Regions from separate parts of the Homo sapiens genome. Here region 2 is linked to region 1. Evidence: read pairs that join two places in POLR2A ChIA-PET (ENCODE). Cell type or tissue: Panc1. All regions are shown on one strand.

Region 1 (4,000 bases):
ATGGACCTGGAGAATGAAAATCTCCATCTGATTCTTTTGAACTGATATTTCCTTGTTGCTGTGGAGATACTATATATATATATTTATGTCATGAACACTAAATGACCAGCCTACAGCGTTGTACTCCATACTCAGAGACCCTGTTATTTACTTGAAAGTCCAATTAATATGAACTTCAAATTTCAACAGAATCTCGTTATCTTTGCCAAACAGCTAATCTCATCATCTTGAAATTGGTGAATGGCATTTATACACTTTTAGTTGGAATCATCTCTTTTTCTTTCACATCCTACATAATAATCTATCAGTAAGTTCTATGAGCTCTTCCTTGAAAACACAAACAGAATTCAACCATTTCTCATTCCCACTGCTGCTACTCTGGTCAAGCCCTGCCATCTCCTACCTTTATTATTGCAACACCATCATCACCTGGTTCTCCCAGAGGAATTCCAATAAAGGGCAATTCAGATCAGATGACTCCTCTGCTGAAACCCCCCCAAGTGGTTCTCATGTCACTTAATGAAAAACTCAAGGCCGGGAGCAGTGGCTCACGCCTGTAATCCCAGCACTTTGGGAGGCCGAGGCGGGCAGATCACGAGGTCGGGAGATCCAAACCATCCTGGCTAACACGGTGAAACCCCGTCTCTACCAAACATACAAAAAATTAGCCGGGCGCAGTGGCGGGCGCCTGTAGTCCCCAGCTACTCGGGAGGCTGAGGCAGGAGAATGGCGTGAACCCGGGAGCCGGAGCACGCAGTGAGCCGAGATAGCGTCACTGCACTCTGGCCTGGGCCAAAGAGCGAGACTCCGTCTCAACAACAACAACAAAAAAACACCTCAAGGTCCTTTCAGTGGGTTACAGCGCCACACTGTCTGATCCTTGTTACCTCTTTAGCCTCAAATCCCGCTACTCTTCCTCTCCTTCCTAGCCAACTCGACTAGTTCCTGGAACTTGCTAGAAGTACTCATCACTCTCAGGAAGGACGTACTAATGGTTCCCCTTGAGTGGTCCACTCAGCTTCTAGGTTTCTGCAGGTGTTGTTCACTCACTTCCTTCAGGTTTGTATTCAAATATCATAGTCTTCTTGAGGCTATCCATAACAACACTGTTTAGCATTACAACACCTCCCCACCGCCTCCCTCTATATTTTTTCCTGCCCTTGAGGAGCTTTCAGTCTATTTGGTCAGTCAAAACATGCCCTCATGGGAAGCAGAGCAGGAATTAAATATTATATAGAATGTCAGAAAAGAGGCCAGGCACAGTGGCTCACGCCTGTAAGCCCAGGAATTTGGGAGGCTAAGGTGGGTAGATCACATGAGGTCAGGAGTTCGAGACCAGCCTGACCAACATGGTGAAACACTGTCTCTACTAAAAATACAAGATTAGCCAGGCACAGTGGCTCACGCCTGTAAGCCCAGGAATTTGGGAGGCTAAGGTGGGTAGATCACATGAGGTCAGGAGTTCGAGACCAGCCTGACCAACATGGTGAAACACTGTCTCTACTAAAAATACAAGATTAGCCAGGCATGGTGGCACACGCCTGTAATCCCAGCTACTTGGGAGGCTGAGGCAGGAGAATTGCTTGAACTCAGAAAGTTCAGAAAATAGTATAAATCATGTCGGTATTGGAAGAGATGGTTGATGCTTGGACAAGTGGCTTGTTAGGCCAATGACAGGAATGTAGACTTTCTTCTGAACATCGGGAACCACGCAAAATCCCTTTCCTGACCCCTCAACTGTTCTGATTATGTAAAACAATTCTCATATCTTTTACAAAACTATTTCTTGCACTGAGTATATTGAATTCAAATTATGTGTTTAATTTATCTGAACAAGTGCCTGAATGGATATGAATAAAATAAATACAAATCTAAATGAATTTACAAATGATAAAATGAAATACTTCAGCGTACATGTGAAGTATTTCCTTTCCCTTGCAGAAAAGGAAAATATTTCAAGAAGAATCCCTTACAAAACAAGTCTCACAGGCCGGGCGCAGTGGCTCAAGCTTGTAATCCCAGCACTTTGGGAGGCCAAGGCAGGCAGATCACCTGAGGTCAGGAGTTCAAGATCAGGCTGGCCAACATGGTGAAAGCCCATCTCTACTAAAATACGAAAATTAGCCGGGCATGGTGGCACACATTTGGCCTGTAGTCCCAGCCACTTGGAAGGCTGAGGCAGGAGAATCACTCAAACCCGGGAAGTGGAAGTTGCAGTGAGCTGACATTGCACCACTGCACTCCAGCCTGGGCGACAGAGCGAGACTCCATCTGAAAAAAAAGGGAAAAAGGGAAAAAAAAATCGAGTCTTATATAGTAGCAGAGATTTTTGTTAAGTGCTCACTCTTTTTTCAGCATCTACAGACTTTTGGAGTATAAGGGGAGATTTCCTTTTTCATAACCAAATTTTTGCTATAAGCAATATTTCATAGTTTACAGAAGTTCTTTTTATAGAAGTTGAAGTGACTTTTCCACAAACATGTTTGTACATTATTTTTCTTGTTTCTTGTTTGTACTTCTAGATACATTTAAAATTGTAATAAATCGATATACAAGTTATAAAGAATAATATGATGGCCATGCTTGAACCCAATTGTCAATCAAATATATTTGTTATATCTGTTATATTTGTCATATTACCAAAAACTGCTTTGACCTCTTCTGTCATCTTCCTGCTACTGCCCCCAGAGGTAACCATGACCATAAATTATGTCACTTTCTGGCCTTAATCCTTCTTGTTCCTCTGTTCCTTACAGTCATTTTGTACTTTTTAAATTAGCCTTCCCATTTGATCCTCTTTGAGGTCATTAGGACATTATTTCATAAACATGAACATGTGCTCAGAGTCACACATATTATTAGGTGGTTCACAAATACTTCTTAGTCTATTTTTTCCTGGTTTATTTCCTTTTATGCTAGGATATTCTATTCTCTTGATTTTCGATTTCTTTAGTCAGCGTATCTTAAATTTACTCTATTCATTTGTATATTGCATAGGATAATAGCTGGTATGTAGTTGGTGCTCAATAATTACTTGTGGAATAAATTAATTTTTCTTAACATACAGCAGGGAGACTTGGAGAGGAAAGGGCCTAGGGAGAGTTTCCTATTTCTTTTTTTTTTTTTTTTTTTTTTTTTTTTTGAGACGGAGTCTCACTCTGTCGCCCAGGCTGGAGTGCAGTGGCACGATCTCGGCTCACTGCAAGCTCCGCCTCCCGGGTTCACGCCATTCTCCTGCCTCAGCCTCCCGAGTAGCTGGGACTACAGGCGCCCGCTACAACGCCCGGCTAATTTTTTGTATTTTTAGTAGAGACGGGGTTTCACCGTGTTAGCCAGGATGGTCTCGATCTCCTGACCTCGTGATCCGCCCGCCTCGGCCTCCCAAAGTGCTGGGATTACAGGCGTGAGCCACCGCGCCCGGCCGAGTTTCCTATTTCTTAACCACACCATTGATAGTTTGGGATAGAGACAAATAGAGAAAGTTATCTTTAGAGGAGCTGTCTGTTGCACCAAAAAAAAAAATGTAACAGCACTGTTAACATCTTGGCATTGACCCTTATAGTCACTCTTTTTTCCTAAAACTATATGTGTGTGTGTGTGTGTGTGTGTGTGTGTGTGTGTGACATCATGTAAATAAGAATACACTACTTGGCAACTTGGATTTACCCCATACAATGCCATGAGCATATTTTATGTCGTTTTTTTTAAAGCATTCTTTTTAACAGCTGCATAATATTCCATTAGGGATAAAACCTAGTTTTAGGCAAAGTCCAACTCTTCAACATTAGTATTTCCAGTTGTTAGCCACAGTAAACAAAAATATGGACAATATTAACAAAATTAGAAGTTAAAATCAATGAGTTTGTATATTTTTAAATATTTGCAGAAAAGAAAAGGGAGTAGTCTGGAATGGGGACTAGATTTCAAACTTGGATGAGTAAGTGAAGCCAGGTAGAGTATCATAAGGTCTGTCTTGGTTGTGCTGAGTTTCAGATGCCTG
Region 2 (4,000 bases), 1.5 Mb after region 1:
GATCTCCTGAACTCGTGATCCGCCCGCCTTGGCCTCCCAAAGTGCTGAGATTGCAGGCGTGAGCCACTGTGCCTGGCCTTTTGTAGGTCTTTTATCTTATTTCTTCTTCCATATGTTACTTCTGACAATCCTAAGATTATTAGAATCATTAGAATCCTCTCATGGGTGCCCATGTAGTTAATAAAAAAAACAAAATAGGTATGTGTCACTTTAATTATTTCTGATTTTAAAAATATCTTTTATTGATACTGAGGTAGTTTATGCTAATATTGGGCCTGATCCTTCATTAACATTTTCTAATTGAGTAATAAAATAAAATAAAATGTCATTGCCATATCCATGGTCATCTAGGTTTTCTCCTGTTATATTTTAGCTTAACAGTTTTGCATTTTATATTTAGAGCTATGATCCATTTTGAGTTAATATTTGTGAAGGGTGTGTCTGTGTCTAGGTTCACTGTTTTGCATGTGGAAGTTCAGTTGTTCAATTGTTTCCATTTGTTGAAAAGACTATCTTTGCTCTATTGTGTTGCCTTTGCTTCTTTGTCAAAGATTGACTACTTGACTACCATGTTTGTACAGGTCTATTTCTGGTCTCTCTAGATCTATTTGTCATTATTGTTTGTCATTGATCTATTTGTCTATTTTTTCACCACTCATTGTCTTTCTCCTTCAATTTCTCTTTTGCTGGTTCCTCCTGCTCTCCTCCATCCTTGTACCAGGATATCTCAGGGCTCAGTTTTTTTTTTTTTTTTTTTTTGACAGAATCTCACTCTGTCTGCCAGGCTGGAATGCACTGGCATGATCTCGGCTCACTGCAACCTCCATCTCCTGGGCTCAAGCAAGTATCCTGCCTCAGTCTCCCGAGTAGCTGGGATTACAGGAGTGTGCCACCACGCCCTGCTACTTTTTGTATTTTTAATAGAGATGGGGTTTTGCCATGTTGGCCAGGCTTGTCTTGAACTGCTGATCTCAGGTGATCCACCTGCCTCGGCCTCCCAAAGTGCTGGGATTACAGACATGAGCCACGACGCCTGGCCCACTTACGATCATTTTAAAAACACACTATATAACTTATTTATTTTGTATATTCTCTGTCTTCCCTATGAGAATGCAAACTCCATGAGGGCAAGATATTTGTTTCCTGTCAGATTACTAATACCTAGAAGAGATATGGGTGACATTCAATAAATATTTGTTGAAAATACATTAGAATACAGGTTTCATTATCCCATTTCACAGATTAGAAAATAAAATTCAGAGAGGTCACTGAGTTTCCCAAGGACACAACATAATAAACACTAAGACTGAAGCTCAGATATTCAGATTTCCTGCCTAGAGATCTTTCTAGTCTTCCAGGGAGACTTAGAGGAAGACAGTGTATTTGAGGAGGGCAAGGAGGCAAATTCGTCTGAAGTGTGGAAAGAGAAAGGACTCTAAGGGAAGTGGGATGGTTCTTGCTACCAAAACAAACAGCTTTCACCAAAAGAACCATGTATCTGACTAGAATTTCTTTTCTTTTCTTTTTTTTTTTTTGAGGCAGAGTCTCACCCTGTTGCCCAGGCTGGAGTGCAGTGGTGTGATCTCCGTTCATTTCAACATCTGCCTCTCGGGTTCAAGCAATTCTCCTGCCTCAGCCTCCTGAGTAGCTGGAATTGGCGCCACCAAGCCTGGCTAATTTGTTTTTGTATTTTTAGTAGAGACCAGGTTTTGCCATGTTGGCCAGGCTGATCTTGAACTCCTGACCTCAGGTGATCTGCCCAACTCAGCCTCTCAAAGTGCTGGGATTACAGGCATGAGCCACCGCGCCCGGCAGACTAGTATTTCTCTAATGCCCGCATCCAAGGGTAGCAATACATTTAATTTGCATTAGGGAATATTTCCTGGGCCATTGTTCATACCCATTCTCTTAAATGAAAAATGTCCTCCTTTTACTTTGAAATATGCACTTCCCATTTTCTCCAGGAAGTAGTACCAATTACAAGCATAATATTTGTACGAGTTATCTCTGGCAACTCTCCATATACTCAGAGTGTCTCTATATTGAGCTTTTTCTGCCTCTCCCTATATTGTAAAAATCATTTTCATATTATATGCTCAGTTTCACCCTCTTAATACCAGTGTCTTTTCATAGAACCTTCCTTTTTCCTGAAAACTGCAATAGTGAGGAATACTTTTTTTTTTGAGACAGAGTCTCACTCTGTTGTCTGAGCTGGAGTGCAGTGGCACAATCTAGGCTCACTGCAACCTCCGCCTCCTGGGTTCAAGCAATTCTCCTGCCTCAGCCTCCCAAGTAGCTGGGATCACAGGTGCCTGCCACTACGCCCAGTTAATTTTTTGTATTTTTAGTAGAGATGGGGTTTCATCATGTTGGCCTGGCTGGTCTCAAACTCCTGACCTCGTGATTTGTCCGCCTCAGCCTCCCAAAGTGCTGGGATTACAGGTATGAGCCACCTTGCCCGGCTGTGAGGAATACTTTGACCTCAGACACACATGGATAGAAATATTGGTTCCAAGTTCTATAACTTGTGTGAGCTTGAGGAAGTTATTTACATTATTTAACGTCCCTGCTCCTCAACTTCTGCATCTATAAGACAGGGAAATGATTGTAAGCAACAATTGCACCTACACCTTAGGCTTGCTTTGTTCGTTTACATATGAAAAATCATTAAATACTTGATTTAATGGCTGGTAATAAATTGTAGCTATTACTATTGTTCTAGTGATTTCTTTTTCATTATTAGTTTATAGGGAATTACAAAGATCAGAACTTTGGAGATTTGTTAAAAATATACCCACATCCAATAGTATATTAAGGAATGAGCAAGACTGTAAAGCCAGGAATATCTGTGTGTGAGCCATAACTCACATACTAGCTCCACACTTAGGCAAGACAGATGATCGCTGCAAGCCTCGGTGCTTCAACTTAAAATTAGGAAAATAATAGTTTACTCAGAGAATCAGGGTAAGGGTTCAGTCTTATATTCAAAGGTATTCATTGAGCGCAAGGCAGTATGGATTCATTGATGAGCAAGAACAGACACTGTTCCTGTCCAAATGCAGCTTATATTCTAGGGAGACAGACATCAATCTAGTTATTATGCTCATAAATGTAAAGGTGGCAAGGGAACAAAGTTCATGGTATTACGAGGAATACAGGACTTTCACTGATGTAGTTTAAGGAAGTCTTTCCTAAAGAAAAAATAGTTTCCCTGAGATACAGTCACGAGGTAAAGATAACTAACTAGGCAAAGCCAAGCGCAAAGCTTTTCAGCTAGAGGGAACCTCAGGTGAAAAGTCCAGTCATGAAAAAGAGACTGATTGCGTGGAGTTCATGGAGTATGAGGCATAGACTGCAGGAGACATCAAACCATGACTTGCAGATGAAGAAGCATTTTAAAAGTTAGACACGCACAGCATTTCAGGAAGTTATATATAAGGAGTGTTATAGAAGATAACACCTCTAAAATGTGTAGTATATATATCAGGGGTTTTTTTTGAGACAGAGTTTTGCTCTTGTTGCCTAGGCTGGAGTGCAATGGCGTGATCTCGGCTCACTGCGAACTCCTCCTCCCGGGTTCAAGCGGTTCTCCTGCCTCAGCCTCCCAAGTAGCTGGGATTGCAGGCGTGTGCCACCACGCCGAGATATTGTTTGTATTTTTAGTAGAGATGGGGTTTTGCCCTGCAGGCCAGGCTGGTCTCAAACTTCTGACCTCAGGTGATCAGCCTGCCTCGGCCTCCCAAAGTGCTAAGACTACAGGCGTGAGCAACCGCGCCAGGCTAATTTTTGTATTTTTAGTAGAGACAGGGTTTCGCCATGTTCGAACTTCTGACAGGTGATCTGCCCACCTCGGTCTCCCAAAGTGCTGGGATTACAGGCTTAAGTCACCGCGCCCGGCCCAGATTCTTAAAATGTTAGTTTCTGCCTCCTCTTTCCTTTACCTTGTCAAATTAACCAGGGTCTGAGGGCTGGGCGCGGTAGCTCGCGCCTTTAATACCAG

The links. Peaks named below come from ENCODE experiments on the same cell type or tissue, not always from the same donor. Only the 100,000 strongest peaks of a DNase experiment are listed, where the experiment ranks them.
Region 2: POLR2A ChIA-PET joins it to region 1 with 6 read pairs; 2 of 35 experiments call an interaction of 5 or more read pairs at or near these places.

The regions. Positions count from the first base shown.
Region 1 is chr6:26,209,457-26,213,456 of GRCh38, forward strand. No RefSeq gene overlaps it. Among named protein-coding and RNA genes, the nearest start is that of H2BC8, 5.2 kb to the right of the region's middle. In Panc1, no CTCF peak of the experiment used is centred here; no DNase peak of the experiment used is centred here; H3K27ac peaks cover 1,796 bases.
Region 2 is chr6:27,675,357-27,679,356 of GRCh38, forward strand. No RefSeq gene overlaps it. Among named protein-coding and RNA genes, the nearest start is that of TRV-AAC4-1, 3.8 kb to the right of the region's middle. RefSeq lists an enhancer at 3,230-3,731. In Panc1, no CTCF peak of the experiment used is centred here; no DNase peak of the experiment used is centred here.